Linked DNA regions of Mus musculus: all the other regions are linked to region 7. A link is a loop called in an ENCODE intact Hi-C map of the cell type or tissue named here. Cell type or tissue: left cerebral cortex. All regions are shown on one strand. Region 1 has its middle 13 kb from the start of Gm11468. Region 2 has its middle 34 kb from the start of Gm14268. Region 3 has its middle 43 kb from the start of Gm14268. Region 4 has its middle 12 kb from the start of Gm30908. Region 5 overlaps Sulf2 (sulfatase 2). Region 6 holds the start of Gm29679 (predicted gene, 29679). Region 7 holds the start of Sulf2 (sulfatase 2).

Region 1 (4,000 bases), 100 kb after region 7:
TCATAATGGATGAAATGAAAGCTTAAGAGTGCTGCCTCCTGCTGAGAGCCAGAGAGGAGGGAAAAGAGCAGACAGGCACAGCCCTGCAGGGTGCCTCGCGCTGGAGGCTGGGCCTGGCCCTTCTCCCCTCCCCCCTCCCCAGGACCTGAACGTCCCGGTCCCTCTCTCCCACGAGAAAGAGTAAAATAGCAGGGCAGGCACCAGAATATTATGGGGAGGCAGATCTGGAGCCTGGGTCACAGTCTCTGCTCCTGTGACATCACTAGCAGGTGTTCACAGAGCCCTGGCCTGCCAGGCTGTGCTCTGAGTGCTGAGACAGGAGGCAACCGAATAATGTCCTTGACTGCTACTTTCTACGCTGAAGGACAAACAACAGTGGCCATCAAAACAAACAACAGTTGCAGGATCTTTGGGAGGTGATGGGTGATTTAAGGGATAGTGGAGGTCAAGGTCAAAGTCATGGAGGGTCTGTCTGAGGGGGTTAGTGAGCCCTGGAGAGACCAGGGTGGGCAGAGGGCAACCTGGGTGTAAAAACCCTGGGAGAGGAGAGCTCTGGGCAGTCCCTGGGGAGGAGCATCGAGGAGGAGGAGGAGGAGGAGGAGGAGGAGGAGGAGGAGGAGGAGGAGGAGGAGATATAGCTGGAGACTTGTGAACCGGACATGGGGAAGGGAGATGCGTGTACAAAATGAACCCCTAAACCACACGCCACAGGCTCTCACCTAGGAGAGGCCACTGAGTAAGACACTAGGACACCCAGGTCAAGCGGTCCCCATCTTCAGGTGAACGTGGGAGAGAGTCTCTGTCCTCTCAGCCCCCAGCCTCTTCTGCTCCTCTGAACCTGTTGGTAAGGTCTTAGGCTATGAACCTGCTGAATGGGAACCTTGGGTCCCAGCTGGAGCTGCATGAGGCCCTCCTCTGGTGGTCCCAATGCTCTGTGGAGTTTTGGGGACAGGCAGAGCTGGGTTGAGGCATCAGTTGTCACAGGACTCAGAAGCAGAGAAGAGAAACATATATGGACAAGATTTTGCTATGTAGCCATGTCTGGGCTGTAATTTGTTACGTAGACCAAGATGGGCCTCCAACTCATTGAGATCCCGCCTGTCTGCCCCCACCTCCAGAGTGCTGTGTTAAAGGTGTGTACTGCCACAATGGGCTTCATCTCCTCCTCTTCTATAACCATTCCTCTTGGTTGGATGTGGGTTAGCTCCCCTCCACAGTTGACAAACACCTTACATAAACAAGCTAAAGGAGGGAAGGTTGGCTGTGGCTCACAGTTCTGAGTATCGTCACAGACCTGATGCAGGAGAGGTTTTAGAGTTCGGCTAGAAGTCTCATGTGCCTCCCCCAGCAGGAAGGACCCATTCTGTGACAGCCTGAGTTCTATAACAGAAAAGGAACAAGGATCAGAAGGGTAGCCACACCCACTCCAGCCAAGCCACACCCTCTTCTCTCCTCATCCTCCCAGGGGCTGTGGCCCCCACCCTCGGAAAGCTCTACATATATCGATCTAGTAGCACAATAAATACATCTTGTTCCTGTGACTTCCGAGTGTAGCTTTGGATGATCCAACACTCCCCTCTCCACTTAAAGTGTATCACCTGTGTGGCCTAGCCCACCCCAGGATCCTAACCTCTGCACCTCTGACATCTGAGGTTCAGCACGCCCTACGTTCCCTGTCTCTATCCATTCCATCCCCTGTGACAACCCAAATGGGAGGGAACCATCGTGCCTCATTGAAGGCTACTATGCCAAATCCAGTCGTTAAGACATTGCAATAGTAAGTTGCCTGCATTTAAACATTTAGCTAAGTTTTTATGGCTACTTATTGCGACATCTCAGTGCATGAACCCCTCCCAGGGGACTGACAGGAGCCACCTGGGGGGAGGTTCACAATGACACAGTGAACCTCTTCTCCACTGAGTGTCCCCCACACTGTGGGGACAGCTCCATACAATGTGCATCTCCCACCTTGGAAGCCTCTGCTGCCCACGAGATTCTGAGCTTGGCCGTATATTTGGATGTAACGCTAAGGGCTTAGGGCCAGCAGGGCCTCATAGACCAAGATGTGATTGACAGCTGTAGATCACAACACAGTTCTCAGTGAGCCCCCCAACAGTAACAGGGACCCCTGCTTTCATCTCTGGGCACCGCTCTCAGCAGCACCTTACACACACTTTCATGTATAAGGAAGCAGGTATCAATGTCATGGCCTGGGAAACTGCGGCTTTCAGCTTCCTATGTGGTGAAGATGGCTTTGAACTCCTGCCCCTGTTGCTCCTGCTTCCTGAGAGCTGGAGTATAGACCGCCATGTCTGGTTTAGTGAGTGCTTTGGGCTGAACCCACAGCTCCATGCCTGTTAGGCAAGCACTCTACCAAAGTCTTAGAGTTCTGAATTAGTAAATGCCCTACTTGACGCCTGCAGCAGTGGGCCCTGTGTCATACTGGCACCGTTCAGACTGCAGCAAAATTGTTGGCAAGGATGGGGACTCTCGGAGAGTTGCTTCATTTGCTTGAGCTGAATCCCACTCTTTCTCACATCTAAGAGGGCTTCACACAAAGAAGTTAAAAAAAATACTTTTCAAACGGCTTAATGTTTCATCGGCCAAGAGGCTTCCTGACAGAGGAGCTGATAAAGCAACTATTAAAGCATTCCCGGTACCCTACGCTGCTGGCCAGGAGAAGTGTTTCTCTCAAGCATCTGAGAGAATGAGGCTCAGCTCTCTTTTAAACTCTGGGCTCGGTTTGGAACCCCGTGATGTCTATAATGTGGACACTGGGATCCCAGAAGATTGGACCAATTTAAAAAGTCTGTGTGGAAATATATGTTCATTACAGATTCTGGCAGAGGCTCTGAGATTGGATGAGGCAGCATAAACTTCAGGGAGGGAACAAAGAGGAAGGGCCAAGCAGTCAGCCACCTTGGATGTGACTCCCTCCAGGGACAGGCCTCACAGATAAATGGAGCCATGCTGGGGAAGGTACCCAGTGCCAAACTCGGGCAGGGACTGTGGGTGTCCTCACAACTGAAAGTTCTATCTGTTAACTACAAGTGTGTGGGGACAGGATGGAGACCGTCTACAGCCCTCAGAGAATCTGACAGTGCCCCTTTGACTGTCACCCACAGAGCAGCCTCTCAGGAAACTTGCAGGGTCATTAGAAAAAGACATTTGGGCATTCAGCAGTGGCCTCCAAGGGCTGTGACCCGTGACAGGAAACAGCTGTGGATGAGGGAGGGAAGTCAGCGCTCAGCTTTCACCCCAGCACATCCTCTGAGGATCCACATCGACCTTCCTCCGAAGCACAGGCTGACATGGGTGTGTTAAGATGTCACTGGATACCCCCAAGGATGCAAAGGCAGCATGAGCCACCAGAAGTCGAGGATTCGAGGAAGCAGCCCCAAGTTAGCTGGGTGTGGTGCAACAGACTTGAACCCCCTGAGCCTTCTCAGAGGCTGAGGTGGCACACCTCAAACTCAGGACAGTCAGGACCACAGGTCAGGTGCAAGGCCAAGTTCCTGGGGAATTTAGACCCTGCCTCAAAAGGAAAAGCTAAAGAGGCTTGGAAATATGGCTCGTACCCAAGTGGGAGAGCACTTGCTGACACTCACACGAGTTCTGTCCTTAGTTAAGAGGTGACAAAGGAAGAGTAAGGACCCCTGAGTGCAAAGTATACCCACTCGCCTGCCTCCCAGGGGCTTCCAGAGTGGCGGCTGTGACTGCTGATGTCCCTGGGTACCAAGGGGAATTCAGCCTTTGGGACTTACAGAACCAAGCTTGGAACCAAGATGGGAGAATTTGCAGGGGTGGGGTGAGTGGAGTCACCTCTTCTCATGGACTCCGAGTTCATTCATCCTCTTTTCCAGGCAAGGAGTGTGAGAACTGGCAGAGTATCACCCACTAACCACCCCACCAGGCAGTGGAATTACAGTGAAACTCTTGAAAACAGGACCACATAAACGGCATGCCCATGTGGACGAGAAAGGTCACATTTAGAAGTTCT
Region 2 (4,000 bases), 200 kb after region 7:
CAGCCAGCCGCATGGCTGCCTCGATAGCAGTGAGCATCACATGTGCAGCTTTTGGGTTTTGCTCAGCTCCACCTGCCATTGTTAAAGCAAGCCCTGCCAGCTCTGCTTCCAGCAGGAAGGCCCCTTGGCTCTGTCCTGGGCGAGAGGAAGAGTAATGACCTCGATGTGGCTTGAGCAGGAAACAAAGCCATCTGAGCGGGAGCAAAGGATGACTCAGAGACTACGAGGCTATTTATTTGTTCAGCCAGCAAACCCCAAACCTTCTTAGATCCAAACCGTGAGCAGTCAGGGCACGGTCCCTCCTCTAGGGGGTCGGATGCTAAGCACATCAACAGATGACAGTGATGACTCCCAGTTGAGGAGACACAGAGACCGAAGGTTAGAGAATGGCGAGGATAGGGTGGGGCATGAAGAAAAGCAGTTCTAAGCAGTAGACACGTGAGACAGAAGCTGAATGAAGAAGAGGAGCCAAATGAGAGGACAGGGAAGAGGGACCCAGGGGGAAGGAACAGCCAGGACAAAGGCTCAGAGCCTCCCAACTGCTGGTACCCACTTGGCCCATGAAGATGGAGGATGTCTCCATCCCTCAGAAGGGCTCCTCCCTTTTTCTTCAAGGGTTGGTGAAGGGTGAGTGCCACAGGTTCCCTCTCATACTAACTCATCTGCCAGCCTTCAAAGAGAACCTCTAAAATCCCAGAGCAGCAGCTCCTAAGGCCAGCAAGTTCCCAGCGTCAGCCTCCATTGCACAACCAAAGCTGTTCCCCACACCCTTGTCTCCTCACACCAGTTTTACACCAAGCCACACACAAAGTGACACCAGCTAGGACGTCGCTGCCCATCTCCAGGTTCTGCAGACAGTTACTAAAATAACAACTGTGTATCTGGAGAACACCCCAAAACACCCACAGAGGGTCTTTTGGGAAACGGCTATCCCGGCTCAGCCCCTGAGCCGATGCATCTCTAAGGGATTCAGAGCTAGAAAGATTTTTCTAAAGCCTCCTATGATTAGAGAGCTCCCACCCCTACCCCAGACTCTGCACTCCCCTTCTGCCCTCTGCCCTGAATGATTCTCAGGTGACATTTGGGGCAATTTGATGACCCAGGCCATTTAGGTCTCGGGAATGTTCTGTCTCTGTCTAGCTGTCCCCTTCCCTCCTCCCCGCTTTTTTTTTTTTTTTTTTTTTTTGGAGACAGGGTTTCTCTGTGTAGCCCTGGCTGTCCTAGAACTCACTCTGTAGACCAGGCTGGCCTCGAACTCAGAAATCCACCTGCCTCTGCCTCCTAAGTGCTGGGATTAAAGGCGTGCGCCACCACCACCCGGCTCCTCCCCTCTCTTTCTCTTCTGCCCCACTCCCTACCTCCACCCTCTGCTCTCCACAGCTCTGAAATCACCAGCAGGGTTTGCAGCCCGAGATCTTCCTCATACATTTATTCTCTCCACGTGGAAGGGGCCACTAATTTCATCTCTGCTCATGAAGAGTCAAAGATTCTAACTGGTGATACTGGAATTTGAATGTGAAACGCTCCCCATTGGCTCATGGATTTAACTGCTTGCTCCCCACCCTGACCCCAACTGGTGGTGCAGTTTAGGAAGGTTAGAGCCTTTAGGGGGAAGATCCTCTGTGATGGAGGGATGGATCACTGGGGCGGGCCTTAAGGTTTTATAGCCCGGCTCCACTTTTTTTTAAACTCTCCTTCCTGATGAGGAATACCATGTGACCAGCCAGCCTCCTGTTTCCTGCCTGCTCCCACACCTTCCCTGCCTCCGTGGGATGATCCTCTCGACTTGTAATCCAGAATAATGTCCCTTAAGTGGCTTCGTGTGAGGAGATTTAAATAAGAAAAGTCACTAATGCATTTTGAAATGCTCATCCTATCTGGGGTCAGCCAAGCTGCCTCCAGCAGAGAGAGCCCCGGGAGTTGTGGATAACAGAGACATTTGTGGACCTCATAGTTATTATCAAGAGCTTCCTTATGGAGATGGATGGCAGACCCAGCTCAGGTCTGTGGAGAGAAAGGGACAAGAAACCCTTCCTTAGAGAGCTTACTCTCTTTGGGGGAGCGGGATCATTCACAAAGAAGCAAATGAAGGCATCACCTCTAGCAACATGAACAAATGAATGGCTGAATGAATGAATGAATGAATCCCGGGTTTCCATGGCTTTCCATAAACAAATTTCTTTTCATCCTTCAAGGCTTGGCTTTCCTCTGTTCCACCCTGGCAGCCTCCCAACTCTGCAGTACCTATGTTTCATCCTGTGCCCCGCAGCCAACTGCCAGCAGCTGGGCTGTGGGGTGGATGGCTACAGATCAGTGAGCATGTGTTTGTGTTCAGGAAGTGTGACTGGGATGGGATCATGTTTACATAAGCTGCATGACAAGTGGATGCATTCGTGTCCGTGCCCATGGAGGAGGCTGTGAAGATGGGGCGCAGTGGACCGTATTTTGTGGGTTGGAATGATGTCGTCTTTGGCAAGGTTATGGTGGGTGATTACCAAAGGGGACACAGACTACACTGTCCTGCTGGTGGCCCAGAGCTGCAGAGGAAGAGAGATTTCTGCCTGGCACTGACCTCACAGCAGCGGGGAATAGAATAGGGGAGAGAGCCCCACAAATCCTGATGGGGCATTGTGCCCTGCCTCCTGGAGTTCCTGGAGCCATTTCAAGGGAAGTCCGAGGTTACCTGTGTAAGCCATGGATGTACGTGAGGCAGCCCAGGTTGATTTGGCAATTGCCTGCCAAACCCCTCCTCTGTGTAGGTCATTTAAGGCCCGAAGTGCCTGCCTTGTGGAGGCCATGGCTGCCTTAACTGATCGACCATCAAGGACTCCCTGAGATGGGCGGAACCCACGCAGACCACAAGGCTACCCGGCCCTGTCGCTGTGAGCTCTGCCTTGTTAGATAGATGGCTTGGTTCCTTGGCTCGCTGGTGCCCTTTGTGGGCAAAATAAAATAAAAGTTAGATGCCTATTCCAATAGCGTGAAGCTGCGTTTAGACAGTGTTCTCCGTAATGCTAGCTGTCAGGGTCATGGTCATGGTCATGGTCACTGCAGCATTCCCACGCACAAACCTGAGAATGGTGCTGCCTTAGACTCCATGATCATGATACCTGCCTCTCCTCTCCTCTCCTCTCCTCTCCTCTCCTCTCCTCTCCTCTCCTCTCCTCTCCTCTCCTCTCCTCTCCTCTCCTCTCCCCTCCTCTCCTCTCTTCTCTTTCTCTTTTTCATTAAAAATTATTTATTTGTTTGTTTGTTTGTTTATTGTATATGAGTACACTGTAGCTGTCTTCAGACACACCAGAAGAGGGCATCAGATCCCATTACAGATGGTTGTGAGCCACATGTGGTTGCTGGGAATTGAACTCAGGACCTCTGGAAGAACAGTCAGTGTGCTCTTAGCCGCTGAGCCATCTCTCCAGCCCCTGCCTCTCCTCTCATATGGCCACCTTAGAGGCCCCAGAAGACTCTTGGGGCTCTTTCCCCTGTCCCTTACTCTGGACACCTCTTGTCAGTGGCCCAACATGCTCTATTCCTTTGAAATACTGGCTTGCCCAGCATTAATGGAAACTCACTTATTGTCTCCACTTGACACTGGATGCCAGACGCCTCAGCCCCCTGAAATGTCTACTTTCACCCCCCCACCCCCAATTCGACCTCCACTGTCCCAGAGAATATCATCAGATGAGGGAGGCAGGCATCAGTCACAGGCTCAGAGTCCTGGCTTGCTCCTCACACCCTCCTTCCACTCCACCACTAGCAGTTATCCCTCCAAATCACTGAGATTTCTGTCAGAAAAGTCTCCTGGACAACAGCCTAGCTCCTTGTCCTGTTCCTGGGGAGGCTGGCTAGGTGGGTGTGTCTCTCCGTGAGGTCAAAGTGCAGATCCCTTGGTGGGAACCAACACAGTGACTGCTTGGGTAGGGTACGGTGGGACTGCGCCAAGGTCCTGGGCTGAGGGGACACAGCTTCTCTCTCCAGGTCCATCCAGGTCACAGCCGTG
Region 3 (4,000 bases), 190 kb after region 7:
TCCCGAGTGCTGATATTTTCCCACGTCTCTGTAGGACATAAAGGAAGCTGATCGATCCAGCCTTATGTTGCAGGTGCCGGGCATCGTGTGCTACAATGTATCCAATAATGAAACACCTGACTCAGTGGAGTGCCCTCAGCAGGAGGGGCTGTGTCTGAGAGACATGGCAGGACACAACAGACAAGGGAGTGGTGTGTGTGCGAGCACACACACACACACCTGCGCCACACACTTTAGCTGTCTCCTGCAACTTAGGAGGCAGAGACCTGGGGTTTTTTTAGTGTTTTAAGTTTTGTTTTCTCATCTCTGCAGTGGTGGTGAGAGACCCCAGGCTGCAGTATGCTAGGTGAGGCATCCTTGTCCAGAATTTTGAAATCTCTTGATTTCCTACACAGGAGTTCCTTTACCGCAATACAGTTGGTTTGGGGCCTGGGGCCTGGGGCCTGGGTATCCCAGTGACAGGCTGGTCTGCTGGGACAGTGGGCTATGGCAGCCACAGCCTCCCCTCCTAAGTTGGGGTGATAACATTTCAGGACTTTGGCAGAAGTCTCTTGGGTTGGGTAGGAGAAACAAAGCAAAACAACAAACAAACAAACAAACAAACAAACAAGTCTCTCTGGTGGAGAACCAGGAGCTTAGAAAAAAGCCTTTGGCTCAGAAGTGTCAGGTGACCTGCCCAAGGTCTCAGAGCCTGGGGAGAGGTGGCTTCTATTTTCCTCAGGGCAGCACAAGCAGGGGTGGGGATCAGGGGCACAGAGGGCTTGCGACAGACAGACCACTGACTGAGCACACATAGAAAATAACAGGAAGATCTGCTAGAGTTGCACAATAAATAAACAACTCTGCGCACAGGAGTCAGTGCTCGGGACCACCAAACATGGAACACTTACAAGCCCGTCAATTACCCGGCTGGCCGAGCTCCCAGGCCATCAATCACCCAGCTGGCCATGCCCCCTTGGACCTCTGCTCTTTCATCACTGGGCCCCAATGGCCCTCACACACCTGCCTCATGGAGCTGAGGTGAGTCGGTAAGTGGCTCATAAGCTCCTCAAAGGGCCCTCAGCTACTACCATCGCTGAGTGGGGGGTTATTTAATTTCCTACCCTCAACTGACTCTGCTTCCAAAGGAAGAAATATATTTCATCCTAATTTTCAAAAAAGTTCGTGAGGCAGAGAATTGTTGGATAAAACAAAACGAAACAGTCAATTAGCACACCCTCAAATTAGTAAAACCCCAAACAGATAAGAATAATGCCATCTAGAGAGACAGCAGTGATCAGTCCCAGAAGACTTCCTGGAGGAGGAAATTCTAGGTTTGTCTGCGAAGAGATTCAAGGGAGGTGTGGGAGGAAAGCAGAGCCAAGGACACCCAGGGAGAGAAGAGGATGATGGGAAATCTGACCAGTTATAATGGGCAAATCATGCATTAATGCTACCATCAAGACCTTCAAGGAGAGGCAGTCTCCTGGAGCGGGGCCATTAGCGGCTGTTGATGCTCTCTGGAGTCCACAGGCCAGAGACAAATCAGGAATTCTGGTGCACACAGCGGAGGGGACGTATTATGATCATGTCGGGGCCAGGCATCTGCCTACGTGTGACAAATGCTGATGAATATTAATAACCATTTGTTCCCAGGGGACCACAAATCAGTTAATTAGGGCCCTGTCAACCTGTTTATATTATCTATAAATGAAGACCCATCAGCAGCCAAACATGAAGTTAAGCGAGCCGTGTGTGGGCTGCCACTATCCCAGGGATAAATGACGCTGCCAGCTCCTGCTGAGCCCCCGCCTTGGCAGGGAGGTGGGCACAGCTCCTCAACACCCTCATTTTAATCAAGTCGTTGGTTACACGAGGCACATGACAGCCCCTGAGTTTCCTTGCGGCATGTGCAGGAAGGGGGTGGCGGGGGGGGGGGGCATGATTTAAGACTGCCGGGAAATTAGCTCCCATCCAACCTTGGAGGAGAGAGAATCACCCATAAATCACTATTCCCCGGGCAGGTAATCAAGCCCCCATTCCAACTCTGATTACCCCTGGGCCTCTGTTCCCTTCACATCTTCCTGATGTGGTTGGAGAGGGGACACCCGAGTCACCAACGCCAGCTGGGTCAGGCTGGCATTCTGAATGGCTTGCCTTCTCTACACTGTCCCCCTGCCCTTTGCTATCCAGAAGTCACAAGACTCTAGGGTCTGAGGCAAAGAGAGAGAGAGAGAGAGAGAGAGAGAGAGAGAGAGAGAGAGAGAGAGAGAAAGATGGAAGTAAGGATAGGATTAGAGGAGACAGAGTTTTCCTCAGACACCAGAGCACGCCCAGTACTATGCTTCCAGCTGGAGAGCAACGGTAGTGAAGAGAACCATTGAGACTTCAGGGACAGGAGAGAATGATAATGTCTGAGCCAGCAGGGCTGCTGGGGGGTGGGCGGCGTGTGTGGAGACTGAGTCTCCTGTTTCATTCTCCTTTCTAAAAACCCCTGTGAGATAAATTCTTGTAATAGCTTTTCCTTTGGGTGAGAGACTCTACCATTTCTTGATCATTTTTTTTGTTTTGTTAGTTAAAGACAACACTAAATTCCTGGACGCTCATTAGAATGGGTCTAGTTCCCGGATAGGACTTGTCAAGATAACATCTGAGCGGACACCATCTCTCCAGCGAGAGTTGGAGGGAGCCGAGTGGTCTCGCCTGTTCCAGTCCAGGCTTTGCACCTTGTAGTCTCCTCCTCTGCCTGTCTGCCTTCTCTGTGACTCATGGGGACACTGGCTGCTAGAGCGAGGGTCCCAGGCTGATCCAGAAACAGGACCCCTTGGCCTCTTCACATCTGCGTACTTCACAGACATGGTCCTGTACATGGGAGATAAGACTCAAACCCCATTCACCCAGGTGGACATCAATGACAGACTCCAGGATTCCACCCAAGGCAAGTGTACCAGTGTACCAGTGAGTGTACCGGGGTTCCTTGCAGGAGTGTGGGCGACTAAGATGAACATCACTGAACATCTCACCCCAGCATGGGGCTGGAAGGGCAAGGCACTAACGCTGCGTGCCTGGAGCTCCTTGCACAGCTTGCTGGTGACTAGGAAGGTCTGAGAGACCCCTGCTCCCAGGAGACTATCACCATTCATCTAGGCCTTGTGAATGCCAAGGTCAGGTGCTTCCCAGGTCTTTAAGTTTCCTTTGCTTCCTGGATCCTAGCAAAGTTCTTTCCAGGAAGCAAGGGACATATCTCAATGCAGAGGAAGTAATTGCCACAGGTTACAGTCACAGGGCCTGGGGCCGACTTTATATATAGTTCAGCCTGAGATACCAGCCAGGATCTAGAGAGTGATACAAAGGAGACTTCTCTGAGCCTCGCACAGGCTCACTGGGTCTCATGTGGCTAAGACAAAGCTAGCTGGCCTGTCTCAGCCCTCCACACTCCCTTTATGGATGAAGAAACAGACCTGCACAGTGCAGATCATCTGCCTGAAAAGCTGGCAGGCCGTCTGTCTGTCTGTCTGTCTGTCTGTGACAGCGTAAAGCCCAGACTTTCATGTGCAAAGTCCCAGTTATTATATCAGGTGACATTTATTTTTTACCAGCCGCACAGAACATGTCAGGAGGCTGTGAATTGATGGCTTACTGTCACCTCCAGGGAACATGAGAAGGTCATAAGTTAACTTACGAACACAGGGGCGCAGCCAGGGGTGATTTGGTGGGGCAGTAGCCGTCCCAGAGGGGCATAGTCACGTATCGGCAGGGTCCCCCAAGTGCCTGCCACTCTCCAGGCTGCTGGCTTACAAGCCTTGCTTCCTCTCACCCTAAAGGAGCCATCAACAGGAGGTGACAGGGACCATAACTCTGAAGGGATGACTGTGGAGCATTGCTCGTTTCTGGCTGAGTGGCGCTGAGCGACATCTGGTGATTTAGAGACCCATGGCGAAGATTAGAGGAGAGAAGCTAAATGGTGTTTTCCTTCCAGGTCTGGGCCGGCTGCAAACAGGCTTCTGTGGAGGAAGCTGAT
Region 4 (4,000 bases), 330 kb after region 7:
CAAGAGGGAGGCAGCAGCTTGGGGTGGGGTGGAGTGAGACAAAGTGCTGGGCCTGACTTGTGTCACAGGCCTCCTCTGTCAGTGTCTTTCCTGTCTTGATCTCTCGCTCCTTTCACTCAGTCTGCCTACACCTGGCCTGTCCAATCTCCCAACTTTCTCATCTTGTCGCCAGCATGGAATGATCCTCCCTGCCCCCCATCCTCCCACCCGACCTCGTCTTAATTTAATTATAGTACCATGGCTGCCTTGTCATACTTGGAAGTCAGAGATGTCCCAAGAACACAGGACCTGTCCAAGCCTCTGATCCAACCTCTTGTGATTGCAGATGACCCCCTTCCTAGACCAAGGTCATGAGCACTCTAGATGCCAAAGCTAGAGGGGGAGATTCAGACCGCAGCACAGACTCTCAGGTCACCCGATACATGCTGGTCCCTCACCTGGAGCAGGGGTGGAAGATATAATTCAGAAGTCAAGTGGAATCAGGGAAGACTGGAGTTTTCAAGCAAGGACAGACAAAAGAACTCAGGTCCTGTGGGTAAAGGAGACACAGAGGCCAAGTCTACAACCATAAGCTGTGTCCCACGCCCCTTTGCCCCTTCTACCCATACCTAAAGCTGCAGTTCTGAGACACTGGGGAACAGGCCCTGCCTGTGGCCCCACCCTCCCGGAATGTCGACCCTAAACCGCCCCCACAGAGTCACTAACAGAGTCACACTCCCAAAGGTAGGAAGAGTACAGACGGGGGAACAGACTCATGTTGAAGGACACAATGTGGAACTCAGACCATCACTTCCCTTCCTACTGACCAGAACGCAGCCTTGTGAACACTTCAAGCCATGGCGCATGTGAGAACATCTTTACACTGAGAAATAGGAGGTTGTATTAATATAACAGCAGACAAGGGACACCAAGGGGCATCTAGAAAGTTCTACCCAGAAACGTTTAGCAGGATAAGCATTACTGGGCTACCCAGGCCTTGCCAAGTGCAAGAGGACGTTTTAAAAAGTCATCTCTTGGAGGGCCCAGTGTTCCAGGACTGACCCCAGAGTGTTCAGTAGAAGCCTGCCCTTTAAGGCCAGCATCACTCCCGTTTCACAGATAGAGGGGTGCCTGCCTCTCCCAGTGCCAGCAGACAGCCATGCCAAGGCTTCCTGCTCAGACCCTCTACTGGTTCTGATGTGGAGCCTCCCTTTCTTCGACTATTTGGTTGTTTTCTTCTCCACGTATAAGAAGAAAAGTGAAAAGACACCGATGATGCATAATTTGAACCCTGGGGTCTGTGCCTACTGTCTTCAGTCTCCATGTGGCTTCAGAATACCTTATTTAGTGGATCTTCTTCTGGAAAGGGCTATGTCTGTGGCTTACAAGAACTAAAGGCGTCCTATCTGATCAATTCCTTATTTGCTGTGGTGTGTGTGTGTGTGTGTGTGTGTGTGTGTGTGTGTGTGTGTGTGTGTTGCTTGCCTGTCTGCCTGCCTGCCTGCCTGTCTGTCTGTCTGTCTGTCTGTCTGTCCTGCCTCCATGTCCCATTTCCTGGGCTACCTTGACTTTGCATCCTCCCTGTGATGTCAGAGGAGCCATGAATCACAGTGACAGCTCTCCCAGTATCCAAGAGACCTCTCCTGGCTGCTAAGTCACCGTCCCCCATCCCCCACCGTCCCCTGTGAGAACCAGTCAGTGTGTTGAGCATCAGCTGAGGCTTCCAGATTCCATGGGGAATGACCCCCATTGTGTGTGCTGAGGACCAGGCAGCCTCTGGCTAACTTCTTGCTTCTCGGTGTCCTGGGAACCGGTGCTGTTTGCTCCTGTCTGGAGCCTCTGTGGCTGAGCCGAGCACAGGCTGCCCTGGCCAGTGTTTCCATAGCTGCCTCCAGGCTCCAGACCCCAGGCTGCTGCAGACTGTGAAGGAGGCCTCTCCTCTGCCCTCTGTGCTCTGTGCCATCTGCATGACTAAGCTTCCTGCCTTGCTCCTTCGAGTTGATGTCTCTCTATCTCCTATGGAGGGACAAATTATTTGCTCACTGACAGTGGCCTAAATTTGGCAGCAGCCTCAGCAGCATCTGTAACAAACCGGAGCCAGGTTGCCACACTTGATGGGGACAATTCCAGGCATGTCTCGACAGCCCGAGGATGTAAGGATAAAAATTACACCAGCCTCCAGCCGTGGCCGTAAGAGGAGTCTTGGCAGAGGAGGACGTGCAACTAAGAAGAAAAGTAAGGCGCTCTTGCCATGAAAACCTGGCTTGATTTAGCAAGCGCTCAAAAGCTCCTTCAAATGAGGTCACAGGCTCCCTGGGGAAAGAGCTACATCTAAGGAAGAGCAGCTCTCCCCCCTAACAGTCCTGAAGCTACATTGTAGATACAATTTCAAAATTCATTTCCACTGTAGTCCAAACTTAAAATGAAAGTCACAGATAGTATAATCTATATAGTTTTTTAAGATTTGCTTTATTATTTTATGTGCGTGTGTCTGCCAGTAGGGGGCATCAGATCTTTTGGTGATGCAGTTACAGACCTCTGTGAACCACCCAACACTGGCACTGGGAACCAGATTCCAGCCCCCACCCCTGATAGAGCAGCTAAGCGTACTGAAACTCTGAGTCATCGCTCTGGTCCCACACATGATCCTTTTGGTTCTGTTTTTTAAATTTGATGTCCAGGCTATAACATAAGAAGAAATATAAGGGAAAATAGAATAGTCGAGGTAATTTCAATGTGACAATGTCTCTCTTCCCACATGCAAATGCCCAGGCACAAGTGCCCATGAAGAACAGGTCAGCTTCCTGACCAAGACCAGTGACTAGTGTGTTGAGTTGGTCTCTCAAATGCCAAGTGTCATGGCTGCTGTTAGCATTCCTTCTAAGCTCCGCCCAACAATTACCTAGCAACAGCCAGTAGGCCTGGCTTCCTATAAAAGGGACAGATGGGCCTCTCTGACTCTGAACCCTGATTCCCTTTGCCCTCCTTAACACCTTTCTCTCCCCGACCCTCACATGTTCTTGGCCTGGCCAGCCTCTTCTCCTCTTCTCTCTCTCTCTCTCTCTCTCTCTCTCTCTCTCTCTCTCTCTCTCTCTCTCTCTCTCCATCCCCTCAACTCTCCTTCCCATGCCTCCAAATGAACTCTATTCTGTACTAGACCTATCATATGGCTGGTACCTAGGAATGGAGGGGAGGGATGCCTCAGCATAGGCTGGCTGAGGTACCCCCTCCCACCTCACCATACTGTGCTCCATAAAACATATCCTTTTTATAAAAGCACATCAGCTGCTGAGATCACCTTAGCAAGGTTTGGAGGAAATCCAGGTGAAATGTTGCTTGCCAGTGTCCATGAGAATTCCTGGGGAGCAGCCATGTTTGCAGAGACTGTGGCTGTTTAGCACTGTGGTGACTTGGAGAGGTTGGAACCAGGCAGGTTCCAGAGCCGATTACCTGACCTTGGGCTAGATCTAGCCATCTGTGACAGCCATTCCTTGCCCATCTCTGTGTGTGGACTAACAACTTGTGGCTAGTAGATAAAAAACTTGGGATCTACTAACTTAGCAGACTACTGGATTCCACGAATCCAAACGCTAGCAATGTCATCAGACACATCTGAGACCTCTAGGACAGCTCCCCCCATCTCTCTGCAGCCATCTGTCTGATGTACCCACCCGTGCACTCTAGCCTTGATTTATGACTTTCTCTTTTCTGTAAAACCATAAAAACATCATGAAACTGCTTCTGCCTTGGACCATGGAATCTGGGATAACTCAAATCTGTGTTCCTTAGCCACGCTCACTCAAAATGGCTACAGAATAAACTATCTCACGTTCCCCTTAGGCTCAGAATTGTTTTGTTTTGTTTTGCATTGACAGTAAACACTAGAGTCACCACTGGCCTCCTTCCTGGTCCCCTGTCATGAGAATGACCTCCATCCACACCCCTGCTGCCACAGTCCAGCCGATCGTCCTGCCCCTCCACTCCTGGTGCCTAGTCTGATGCGGCAGACTGAACTTCCCTA
Region 5 (4,000 bases), 55 kb before region 7:
CTGTGTGGACGGGACATCAGGATCAAGGGTCAAGTGTGTCCCTTCCTGCACAGTCTGCGGTTGACACATTGCTACACAAGCCATTCAGTTCCCGAGTGGAGAGCCGTGTTGCCTCAGGCACCCAGTGTCAGAGCAGTCACATGTTCTATAAAGTAGATGCCACCAGAGAGAGCTTGGTGACAGAGAGAGGACTCTAGGGAGACACGGCAGGCACAAGAAACGCACAGGGATGTCAGCGCTCCTGAGATGCCACTGGTAGCCGAGGGACCTTAGCTGAAGGCAATCCTAAATGATGTCAGTGAAGAGAAGTGGGTGGGACAAAAAATAATGGACACCCATGACACAGGGACCCAGGGACAGCTTACAGATCGTAGGGTCTGTGGAGGTGTTGTGCAAACTGTAGACCTTTTCCCAAAGAAAGCGACATTGCCCGGCAAAACTCTAAAATCTCCAAACAGGACAGGTAAGATATTGCAGTGGGGTTAAAGCACTTGTTGCCAAGTCTGACACCTGAGTTCAGTCCCTGGGGACCATGTCGTAGGAGGAGAGAAGACACTTCTGAAAGTTGTCCTCTGTCCTCTACACATGCAGGTGTGCACGCACACACGCAAAGAATGTAAAAACAAACAAACAAACAAACAAACAAACAAAACAACTTCAAATCCATCACCTCCCAAATCCTCACGCATGCAGTAATCCCCCAGCAGTGTGCCCTTGGCAAATCTCTTATTCTTTCTTTACTTCCTGAAATAGGGTCTTGCTATGTGTCCCAGGTTGACTTAGGACACTTGATCCTCCCGCCTCAGCCTCCTGAGTGGTGGGATTACAGGTCTGAGACACTGTGCCTGGCTCTTTAGATCTATAATGGAGACAATAATGTCCCTCTCTGGATGCCTGTTAACAGTGGTTCCTCACGTGGGTGAGGGATTCCAGGGCCTGTGGAGACCAGAAGCTCATTCCAACTTGAGACACAGCTTTTCCAGACCACAGGCCCACATGCAGAGTCCAAGATACTCAAGCTGGTTCCCAGGTTTCTTAGACAACTCAGTTTGACATAATGATCTGTGGATAGTTATTACGCCCTCTAGTCTGGGATATCATGATAAGAAAACTAATCTAGACTCGACCAGCACGTCTGCACTTGGTTCTGAACACTTCCGATCCTTGGTGGTTGAATTTGGAGGTAGAACCTGGAGAGATGTAGGCTGACTGTTCAGGTATATTGCTTAAAACCATGACACAAAGCCGGGTGTGGTGGCTCACGCCTTTAGTCCCAGCACTTGGGAGGCAGAGGCAGGCGGATTTCTGAGTTCGAGGCCAGCCTGGTCTACAGAGTGAGTTCCAGGACAGCCAGGACTACACAGAGAAACCCTGCCTCGAAAAAAAAAAAAAAAAAAAACCACGACACAAGTTCCTAAAGTTAAACTATCATCGTAACAAGCATCTATCTGCATCCTATCTGCCTCTCGCCTGTCAGCACCTGGTTTATCAGCCTCTCGCCTGTTAGCACCTGGTTTAACTGATGCCAGATATGGGAAATCACCTGTGTGCTCACCTTCCTCTGTGAGGGATCAGGCCCCCAGTCCTTCCCTCTGCCCTGTCCATTGCTTAACATTTGAAGCAGGCAAGCGCCTCCCCTCCTGGCTGTCTCGCTCCACTTGTCTGCGTTAAGGGCTGCTGGGGAGCCATTCGCCGCCTGACAGGAGGCCCAGACCCTTCTGTTATCTCTCCTAGCTCTGAAACAAACTCAAATGGCCTCATAACAATGTGTTTGTGGTCTGAAAAAGCTGTGTCGTGCGGCGATCAGGGATAGAAATGAGCTGGCAGGATGCCTGGCATCGGAGAGCCTGGGAGGCATCGCTGCGAGTCTGAGGGCAGTGGAGGATACAATGGGAATCTCAGGGCAACTGTGTGTGGTGTGTGCATGCATGCACACATGTATGTGCAGGGGTGTGTGCATGTGCGTGTGCATGTGTGCATGCTCCCCTTTTACCCTGTGCTGCAGGAGGCATGTGACAGAATGGATAAGAGCAAGCCTGCAGAGTGACCACATCTGTACCTTGGACCTGTCAGCCCCTTGCAGAACACATGTAGAGGGCATCACCCCTGTTTCCTGACGGCTGAACACCAGGGTTTACTGCTGTGCAAGAGGCCAGGCACCTACTGAAGATGAGATGGTGATAGATATATCCTGAGGTCTGCTGTAGGGCTGCCTGGAGGGCTAGCTCAGCCTGCAGTGTAGTACAGACCGTTCCTCCCTCCCTGGTCCCTGGCCATCTGGGTAGAGCTGTGAACAGGGCTGTTTCAAGGACAACAGCAATTTTGGCATAGGCTCACCCTACACCACCTCCACCCACATCGAACATTCAACAAAACTGGTAAATAACAGTGAAGGAGGCGAAGTGTTCCGGAGCGGACCCGCTGAATCACACGGTGTGTGGCTGACATTTCATTAAAGACTTATTTTCGTGGGCAGGTCCCTTCCATACTGTGAAGTCAATTCACTCCCACATCCCCAAGGTTTCCTCTTTCTTGGCCTTCTTTATTGTAACCCTGGACAAGCCACAGGCCCCAACTTCTGTGCCTTGGTCGCTGAGGTCCCTATTGTCAGCCTACATGCCCTGCTGTGTCCCTGGAGCACAGGAAATCATCTTCCACCTGTGGTTCACACTTTGAGGTGAGAGACCTTAAAAGCAGAAAAGGGTGTTCTGTCCCAAGAAGCGAGCAGGAAACCATTGTTCAGGAGCTGTACCCAAGTTGGTGGCTCTTTTGAGCCCATGTCAGCCCACTGGGTAAGACAGTCCACAAAGAGAGAGAAGTTTAGGGACTGGGGTTTAACTCATTGGTAGAATGCTTATTTTAAATGCATACAAGACCTTTCAGGGGAAGGAAGAAGGGAGGGAGAGAGAGAACATGTGCACACCTTATCCACTCACCCCCATACTTCAGCCTCCCTCCCCTCTTGTCTCCTCATAGAATCAATCATCCACAAATAGCCAGAAGGATCCTCTGAATTCAAGACCATTGACTCCATTACAGTGACTTGTGCTTGGCTCACAGGGTTCCGACCTCCAGCATCTTAAACGCCCCAGGACATTTACACCAGCTGCTCCCTCTGCCTTGGACACCCCTCTGTCGGTCTCACGGACCTGCCCCTTCTCCATGTGATGTCTGACCCAAGATGACCCTGCCTTCCCCTTTGTCTCTGCACTCAGGGTCACTTCTTCTCAGTTTCTCTGGGATCACCCCACTGAGGCACCCACTTTCCTATATGTTTCTCCCCTCCACCAAGGATGCAAGTCCAGAGGGCACAAGCCCGTCTGGACACTGTAGCCCCAGTGGGCACCTGCTAAAACCGGGTATGTGATGAGCCAGCAGCTGACAGGATCGATCTGGCTGAGGTATTCAGGCCGATGCACATACCCTGCGCAAGGGCAGGTACCGTATTCTAAAGGCATTCTGTGGGCTGGAAGGATGGCTCAGTGGGTAAAGACATCTGCTGCCAACTCGATGACCTGAGCTCAGTCTCTGGAACCCATGCAGGGGAGGGAGTGGACTGACATCTGTGAGGCATTCCCTGTCCTCAGCCTTCATGCTGTGACACGAGCATGCATGCGCGTGCACACACACGCACACACGCGCGCACACACACACACACACACACACACAGAGTAACTAAAATAAACCTCAAACCAAACCAAACCAGAATCCCAAAGGCTTTCTATTTTAGTATCTGTAAGAGCACTGTGACAAGAATGGGGTGCAGGGGAAGGGGGTGTGTGTGTGTCAGCCGAGTGCAGTCTGTGTGCAGAGTACTATGAACTTGAGTGGGGCCAGTAGGGGTGTCGCTACCTCCCTGGGGACAGTGATGAAGTTATGTCTGTCACGATGTGGGTACATGTTCCGGGCACTGTCAGGTAGAGGGGAAGGGGATTACAATCACATCTCCCAATATTCACACTGGCCTATAGTCAAGAAGGGTGTGGCCTGAGAGTCTGAA
Region 6 (4,000 bases), 410 kb after region 7:
TTGGGGACAGATGAGCTGGAGCAGAGAAAGAAGGGCCTGGGGAGTGACCTGCCAGCTCTGCACTCAGTCACTATTTAAGGAAGGCCCCGGGGGAAGCAGAGAAAGACAAATTCTTGGTGAGGACAGAGAAGCATGCCCACACAGCTCTGTGACCCTCACCGACAGGGAATCTGAGACAGATCCAGAGGGAGGAACCTCAGGATTCGTGGGAACTGTCTGCAGAGAGCAGCTTATGCAAAGGCCCTGAACCTTCCAAGCCACGATAGGGTGGTGGCGGCAGAGGTGGGAAGGAGTGGCCAGATGATGGTTAGAGCAGGAAGGAAGGGGGCGGGGAGGAGAAAACAGGCTCCTTGGAAGCCTCCACAGAGCAAAGAACCTTCCAGAGTTTCTCCAGCACAGCACCCATGCATTTCATTGGTCAAAAGTGACTTGATGGCTACCAGTCATCGCCAGAGAGGCAGGGCCCTGTGACTGGCTTCTGCCTCTGTCTGAGACCAATGTCGGCTTTTGTGGGTCCCAGAGCAAACTAAAACTGCAGGTATGCAGACAGGCGAGACAGCTCAGCGGGTAAAGGCACTCGCCTCCAAGCCTGACAATCAGAGTCCAATCTTCCAGGACTCACAAGTAAGAGGAAAGAACTGACTCCCACACGTGTGTGTGCACATGCACGCACATGCACGCACGCACGTGCGCGCGCACACACACACACACACACAGAGGAATAAATATAATGAAGTCAGAGCAAGAGGCCATATGGGAAGGAGTGTCCCACACTGTCCTTCAGGGTTCTTCAGAGAAAAGCCTACAGAACGAATATATGTCACAAAGGGATTTACCAATTGGATTGACTTACACAGGACTGAGTCCAACCGTAGCTGTTGGGAGAGGCTCCGAACCTGCTAGCTACTCAGTAGTGAGGCTGGATGCCTCAGCCTGGTCCCAAAGACCTGGAGGATTCCCAGAGAGAAGCTGGGCATCGATCTGGAATTGATTGGAAGGCCAAAGGACCTAGGTTCTGATCTCAGTGAAGGATGGTGGCGGCGGCGGCGGCAGCAGCATCTGGGTAGATGCACTCATCAGTGAAGAGTGAGTGAGGACAGGCTAAAGCAATGTATGGGCTGGTTTTGTGTGTCAACTCGACAAAAGCTAATCAGAAAGTTAGGAGCCTCACTTGAGGAAATGCCTCCTTGAGATCGAGCTGTAAGGCATTTTCTTAATTAGTGATCAATGGGGGGGGGGGTGTCAGCCCATTGTGGGTAGTGCCATCTCTGGGCTGGTGATCCTAGGTTCTAAGAAAGCAGACAGAACAAGCCAAGAAAATCAAGCCGGTAAGCAGCACCCCTCCATGGCCCCTGCATCACCTCCTGTCTCCAGGTTCTTGCCCTGTTTGAGGTCCTGCCCTGACTTCCTTTGGTGATGAACAGCACTGTGGAAGTGTAAGCCCAATAAACCCTTTCTTCCCCAACGTGCTTTTTGGTCCTGGTGTTTCATCACCGCACAGAAATCTTAAGTAAGATAATTAGTGTTGCCTTTCCTTCAGAACTCTTCATATCTGGGCCATCCTGGAAGGTGCCATCCGTTCCGGGGGATGGCCTCCCTCCTCCCCCATCTGCTAGTCCTTCGGGAAAACACTTTCACCCATCCACCCAAACGCATCTCTTAGTTGACCCCAGATCCAATCAAGATGCTGCTAAGACTAGCAGTCACCCTTGAACGCGTAGAAGCAGAGCTCACACTAACAAAGTCACTTTCTCTTCCCAGTGATGAGCTCAGGCCCGTTCAGTTCTTTCTTCTCCACTTTCTTCTCTGCTGCTTGGGTTCCCAGAATAAAGCCAGGCCCTCCTGTGGCATATCTGAAAGAGAGTCCATAAAACCCAATGGCACCGGGCGGTGGTGGCGCAAGCATTTAATCCCAGCACTTGGGAGGCAGAGGCAGGCGGATTTCTGAGTTCGAGGCCAACCTGGTCTACAGAGTGAGTTCCAGGACAGCCAGGGCTACACAGAGAAACCCTGTCTCGAAAAAACAAAAAACAAAAAACAAAAACAAAAACAAAACAAAAAACAACAACAACAAAAAAATCCAATGGCTTTGGTGGCTCCTGTTTGTCATATGTAATGCCCCTGCCTCTGACTGGGAACTGCATCTGGAACTACTCATCTGACCCTTAAGCCAACTGAGTGGGTTTTTTTTTTCCCCCTCTGTAGAGTGGTAAGAGTGTCACCAAGTCACTGAGCACTGTGTCAGGTCTGAATGTCACAACTGGTTCTTCAAAGGCGTCGGGACATACGCATGTGGGCAGTTTCTACCTTCAAGTGACTCCTGAACACCCCCTGGCCCCCACTACCCCTCTGCCTTGCCTCTTAACTCTGAAGCAGGCAGGGGCTCCCTCTCAAGACAGCCTTGCCCACAGCGCCACCTGGTGGTCATAGTTCTAAATGGTTCCAGTGGTAAGTGGGGGAATTGGGGGAAGACAGTAAGCATGGTTTAGCGGCCACACCCCCCACAAGCACCTCTGTGGGTGACAAGGGTTTCCTGTGTTCTCCTGGATCCAAATGGAAGAAAGACGAAGGGCAAAGGAGAGAAGGGAACAGAAGAGGAAAGAACAGAAAAACAAACAAACAAACAAACAAACACCCAAAATCACGCCCAGAGACCCAGCACAAGGCAAAGAAAACCCAGAAAGGGCGCGGGGGGGGAGGGGCGCGGGGGGAGGGGAGGACAGAATCAAAAATAATGACCAGAGAGAGAGAGAGAGAGAGAGAGAGAGAGAGAGAGAGAGAGAGAGAGAGAGACCTAAGAAAAACCGTTGAGAAACTAACGAAAAGACGCTTATACGTCATTCGGCCTTTCAGCCTGGCCGCTTATCCAAACAGCCTAGCCTCAGCCACCCCTGCAGGCAGGCGTTGTCCTCAATGAGGGCACCTGTGGCCAAACTGTGTCTGAAGCCCCTAGGAAGGACCCTACCAGGCAACTGCTACCTCTGGGCAATCCGCGGTCCCTGGTGCCCTCTGCTGGACAGGCTGGGCTCTACATGCCTTCAGAAAGTTACTTCAGGGCCAGGCTGTCGTGAAGGAAACTGAGCCTCTGAGAGAGGTAGTGACATTCCTTCGGGCAAGCACAGGGGCTGTAGGATCAGGGGACAGAGGCAAGAACTCTAGCCTCAGAAGTCATAAGGTAAGCCCTTCCCCTCGGCTTGAAAGTCCCACCAGACGGAACACAGACACCTGCACCCGGTAGGGTCAAGTGTGCAATTTATGTTCCCAGGTCTTCTCACCAGATCCAAGGACAGCACTGGCTCAAAGTCAGACACCCTGCCTCCAGTCTCCCCGAATCATTTCTGGGGGACCTTCTCTCTGCAGACCCCGGGGCAGGATTCTTGTGGACATCTCAGAGACTCCTGGCAACTCCAACTGCGCACATCTGGAATCCACATGACCCAGAAGATTCCCCTCCCTGCCCTGAAACCCTCAAAGAAGCCCTTAAAGAGATCAGTACTGTTGTTTGAAACCAGAATTGAGAGGCAAGGCTACCTTTCCACAGAGACCCAGCGGTGTTTCGAATAGACAAGGGACGGGTGGGGACTATGAGGGACTCGTGAGAAATGGACAGAAGTGTCGGTGTTTTCCTGTATGTGGGAAATGAGGGAAGAGAGAAAGAAGAGGAGGGAGAAAATGAGGAGGAACGGAAGGAGGAGGTCACCCAGGGCTGGCCACGGCCTGCACATCAAACTTAGCCCAAGAAGCAGCTGGCTGGGCTGGACCTACAAACCCCAGCAATCCATGAAGTCCATCTTGGCCCAAGCAGATGAACACCCACAAACTGTGTGGGACCCACCTGGGCCCAGGCCTGTGTGCTCAGGATGCTCTGGCTGGCTGTATGGCATCCGTTATGATGGGCATGCTTGTGGCCAGCTTGGATTCCAGGCCTTGCTGCACTTTTAAAGACTTGTCTACTTTTCTGTATGTATGTGAGTGTCTTGCCTACATTGTATACCATGTG
Region 7 (4,000 bases):
CCTCCAGGCAGAGATCACTAAGCAGACCCATGGCCCCGCGGGTGGCTCCTTCCATCTGCCCACTTGGAGCCTCCTTTCGCCACCAGCCGCCCTCGCAGGGACTAACACTACCATCCGCGCTTCCCTGGGTGACACTCCGTGCCTGGTACACTCAGAGCGCCACAAATGCTTGTCGAATGAATGAATGAATGAACTACTACTCTCTAAACGAAGTCGCAGTCCCCGCTGCAGCGTCCCCTCCGGGCTTCTGGAGCCCGCGGCGGACGCAGGTCTGCAGGGCGATGGGTTCTGACCTGGCGCGGGAGAAGTTTTACGATTTCATTTGTCCTCCGTTCTGCGAGTTCCTAGTCCCTGCTTGCTCGGGTCCTGCCCGGACAAGCCACACGTGGTCTGGCTTCTAGCTGGCCCTCTGGATCTAAACCTCAAGGGGTCAACCGGGCCATGCTCCTGCAGCCCGCGGGTCCACGCGCCCTTCCCCGGGAACCACCGGGGCGCGGGAAGTCCTCCCCTAGCCGCCCAGCCTTGCAGACGGGGTCAAATCGGTCAGCCCCACTGAGGCCGGCCGGTACCTAAACCTCCGGGTAACACCCTCCCTGAGCCGGGCAGCGGGGACCGGCTGGGCTCACCTGAACCGTGCTCGCCCTGGAATCTGTGATCCGGGCCCGGCCCCGCGCCCCACTCACCGCGCGGCCCCCGCGGCCTCACCGCGTCTCTGCCGCAGCCGGGCCGGGCCGCGGGGCGTAGGGGACTCTGCCTTGCCGCTGCTCCAGCCGCCTCCGCGGCATCCCGGCTTCTGCTTCGCCCCGCCCGCCCCGGCCTCCGCGCGCGCCAGGACCCAGGACCCAGCCGCCTCCCGCCCCGCCGGGGACCCGGCGATTCAGCCATCGCTCCTCACCTCCGCCGCCGCGGCCGCCCCGCGCCCCGGCCCGAAGTCCCGGCGGCTCCCGGCCTGCTGCCTGCCGAGCCGGTGGCCGGCCGCGCTCCCGCCGCCGAGCGCGCACCCTCGCGGGCCCGGGGCGCACTCACCCGCACCCGCTCCCGCTCGCCCTGGGCGCGGAGTTGAGGCTGATGTGCGCTGAGCAGGGAGCTGCCGGCGAGCCGGGACCGCGCGTGCGTGTGTGCGCGCGTGTGTGCCACTCGGACCGGGGGCGCATCTCTTAGTCCACCAGACACCGGCGCGAAGTCGCGAGGGCCATGGATCAGGCCCCCGGGCTGGCGCGCAGAGAATCCAGCCTCTTTCCGCTTTTTCGTCCTCCTCCCTCCCAGCAGCGAGGAGCCAAGTGTTCCCTGAGGCGTGCGACAGCCCCGGCCCGGCGCTGCCCCTCGTAATGACACGTTAATAAATGTTTTCTTTTATCCGCTTTCACAGGGGCTCGCCCTGGTTTGCAAACACCCGGCAGCCTTAGCTGAAAGCCCCGCGCTCGCCTCTAAACACACACGCACACACTTGCCATTGGAGACGCCGGCTCGGGCCGATCCCCAAGCTAGATCGCGGGAGGAACTGCCCACGCGCCTGGGACCTTCCCACGCGTCTCCGAAGCTCTCTGAGAAATTAAGTTGAGCTCAAGCGAAAGCAGAAGCGTTGCCCAGACATGGGCCGGGAATGGGAAAGAAAGGGGAGGCCGGTTCCCTTGGTAAAGGGAGAACTCTGACTCCAGGTGGTGCTGTCTGCGCGGTTTCTGCCGTCCCCGAAGCCACCAGAGGCTTGAGGGGGCCCTGGCTGCCAAGGGTGGGTGAAGAGCCTCACAGAGCCCACCAGTAGCTTCAGAAAGTACAGCTGATGTGCTAGGGGGTTATCGACCCTGCGGTGGAACGGGGCGGGCCTCGGATGGAAACGTAACCCCTGAAAGTCTTCCAAGATGTTCATCCATTTATAGATACTGAAATCAAGACAGAGCCGTTAAGTTATTGGCCCAAGGTCAGATAGTTGGATCAGGATCTGAACCCAAGAAGCTGAGCTCCGGAGTTGTATCTGACCCCCCAGGCTGCGCTTATTTTCAAGATCCTCCTTCCCCTGGTGGGATTTTTCTAGTTTTCTGATGGATAGCGTTTGTCAAATTCACGTAGTAAAAATAACAGGGCACCGATGGAGATGCACTAAAATCACGTCCTCGCTGTTTATCTAAAATTCAAGCGGGTTGTCTGGACTGCGTGGGGGGCTCTCGACTCCGCCCATACAGTCGTTGTACTAACCCTGAACTTGCTTTCCTAAGCCGGGGGCAAGCCCCACCTTTGGCTAGTGTAGAGTCCTGGCTGGATACAGGATGTTAGGCGTGAGTATTCGCTTTCATGAACCCCCCCCCCCACCCTCCACCCCACCCCCAGGCATTCCAGTCTCAGTGCTGCATGAGAAGGGGCTGGGCCCCTGCAGCGCTGTTCATTGGATGCTTGGGGCAGAGGGCTCCCATCCTTGAGATTCTGAGAACTTCATTAGAAAGCACAAACACACAAACAAACATCAAATGTACAGTGCTGGTGCACGCCTGCAATCCCAGCTCTTGGGAGGCAAAGGCAGGAAAATAAAAAATTCAAGGTCACCCTTATCTACACACAGGGTGATTAAGACCAGTTGGAGGTCCAGGAGACCCTATTAAAACAAAACAAAACAAAACAAAACAAAACAAAAGGAAAAAAATCTCAGAAAATAAACCAATAAAACAGATAGAAAAGCAGGTGTAATCAGTTTCAACATCCCAGACATTTAATTGAATAATTAAATTGATTAATTTATATATCCTTATAGGGTCAACTCAGACAGTATTCTCGTGGCCCACATCTGTGATGCCTGCACTGGGAAGGCTGAGGCAGGAGGATCACCCAAAGTCAAACTTTCTATATAGTGATACTGTCTCAGAAGCACACGAAGCAACAACAATGTATACACTTGATCTTTTTGTATCCTTCTCTTTTTCTGCAACAGGTAACTTTACATGCTATACCCATCCTGGCTTGGGGTTCTCCTCCCAGGAAGAACAGCAGGTTCTGTGGCCAAATGGAGAGCTTTGCACCTGGTCATCACATGAAGTGTACATTCATAGTTTTTGGAGAACATGTATGCTCAGAGATGACAGAGGCTTGTACACAGCCCACAGGCTGCACCTGGCTTTGAACCACATGCCTTATTTCAGCAGTGACTTTCTAGCAGGTCTGCAGTGTCCTATTGCGGTCTGGGCAGGAAGGATGCAGAATGGAATCTGTGCCCTGTTTGCTCTGAGGTTCTAGAGAATGCTCTAGAAGTTGGGGATTTACATCAGAAAACACTAGGACCACACCCTTGCACTTCAGACTTGACTCTCTGTAGATGGGTGTGCCCAACAGAAATTCCAGGAAAGAGGGCAGTTCTCAGTCTCCCAGTTGGGACTGAGCGCTGGAGGAGGGTGGTATCATGTGATTTCTCTTATGTTTCTTTGTTGTAATGGAAATGGAAAGTGGTGGCAATGCCAGCACCTGACCACTTTTCTTCTTTACAGAGGAGGAGACAGAGCTTAGGGACAAGTGTGTGTGTGTGTGTACCTGGGTGTGTGATTCAGGGAATCATTAATCAGTTAAGACAATTGACTTCCCCCTAACTCCTAGTGCACACCTAACCCTGCTGGTCTGGGCCTCAGCCTGTTGCCTGGGCTCTTTCCAGGAAGATGAAAACGGCTGGCCCCACTCAAGAACTTCTGTGTCGATCTAAAGATGTGAGGGACTTCAGGGTCAGAGTCCCCCAGCCTGGGGAGTCACTGTCTCTTCTACAGTTCATCTCTGGCCTGGGTGGGCTACACAGGGTCCCCAGGACCTGAGTTTCCAGCCCCTGCCTTCTAGACACTTGGTCCAGGCCAGCCTTTCTTCTATGACCCCTGTGCTCCTGATTAATATCCGTCTCTGCAAATAGCAGAGCTGGGTATACAACCATGGAGCCGTCTGAACTCCAGACTCTCAAGCTAACACCCCCATTGTTGGTTTAACCTTGAGAACCTTTGTCCTGACACCCCTATGCCTTGCTTTTTCTCTGTGG

What was found. A loop is a pair of places that touch in the nucleus more often than their neighbours do. Peaks named below come from ENCODE experiments on the same cell type or tissue, not always from the same donor. Only the 100,000 strongest peaks of a DNase experiment are listed, where the experiment ranks them.
Region 1: it touches region 7 in a loop (2.5-fold over the local background); 5 of 42 quality-filtered maps call a loop at or near these places.
Region 2: a loop joins it to region 7, with 2.4 times the contacts of the local background. A loop is called at or near these places in 6 of 42 quality-filtered maps.
Region 3: it touches region 7 in a loop (2.1-fold over the local background); 11 of 42 quality-filtered maps call a loop at or near these places.
Region 4: it touches region 7 in a loop (10-fold over the local background); 2 of 42 quality-filtered maps call a loop at or near these places.
Region 5: a loop joins it to region 7, with 2.5 times the contacts of the local background. A loop is called at or near these places in 13 of 42 quality-filtered maps.
Region 6: it touches region 7 in a loop (7-fold over the local background); 18 of 42 quality-filtered maps call a loop at or near these places.

The regions. Positions count from the first base shown.
Region 1 is chr2:166,258,801-166,262,800 of GRCm38, forward strand. No RefSeq gene overlaps it. Among named protein-coding and RNA genes, the nearest start is that of Gm11468, 13 kb to the right of the region's middle. In left cerebral cortex, a CTCF peak has its summit at 52; DNase peaks (open chromatin) are centred at 2,489 and 2,945; H3K27ac peaks cover 949 bases.
Region 2 is chr2:166,353,859-166,357,858 of GRCm38, forward strand. No RefSeq gene overlaps it. Among named protein-coding and RNA genes, the nearest start is that of Gm14268, 34 kb to the right of the region's middle. In left cerebral cortex, no CTCF peak of the experiment used is centred here; DNase peaks (open chromatin) are centred at 1,756 and 2,275.
Region 3 is chr2:166,344,973-166,348,972 of GRCm38, forward strand. No RefSeq gene overlaps it. Among named protein-coding and RNA genes, the nearest start is that of Gm14268, 43 kb to the right of the region's middle. In left cerebral cortex, no CTCF peak of the experiment used is centred here; DNase peaks (open chromatin) are centred at 1,767 and 2,378.
Region 4 is chr2:166,481,280-166,485,279 of GRCm38, forward strand. No RefSeq gene overlaps it. Among named protein-coding and RNA genes, the nearest start is that of Gm30908, 12 kb to the left of the region's middle. In left cerebral cortex, a CTCF peak has its summit at 2,470 (motif pointing right); DNase peaks (open chromatin) are centred at 1,653, 2,171 and 2,523; H3K27ac peaks cover 1,895 bases.
Region 5 is chr2:166,098,718-166,102,717 of GRCm38, forward strand. The region is part of intron 3 of Sulf2 (sulfatase 2); the gene reads right to left. Among named protein-coding and RNA genes, the nearest start is that of Gm52534, 19 kb to the right of the region's middle. In left cerebral cortex, no CTCF peak of the experiment used is centred here; DNase peaks (open chromatin) are centred at 1,813 and 2,366; H3K27ac peaks cover 802 bases.
Region 6 is chr2:166,561,676-166,565,675 of GRCm38, forward strand. It overlaps Gm29679 (predicted gene, 29679), which reads left to right and starts at 2,847. Exons shown (of 2, transcript NR_152154.1): 1 at 2,847-3,175; 2 at 3,266-4,000. In left cerebral cortex, CTCF peaks have their summits at 2,411 (motif pointing left) and 3,026 (motif pointing left); DNase peaks (open chromatin) are centred at 1,633, 2,417, 3,005 and 3,996.
Region 7 is chr2:166,154,052-166,158,051 of GRCm38, forward strand. Sulf2 (sulfatase 2) reads right to left here and starts at 1,632. Exons shown (of 21, transcript NM_028072.5): 1 at 1,452-1,632. In left cerebral cortex, a CTCF peak has its summit at 1,654; DNase peaks (open chromatin) are centred at 150, 323, 336, 824 and 2 more places; H3K4me3 peaks cover 1,984 bases; H3K27ac peaks cover 1,807 bases.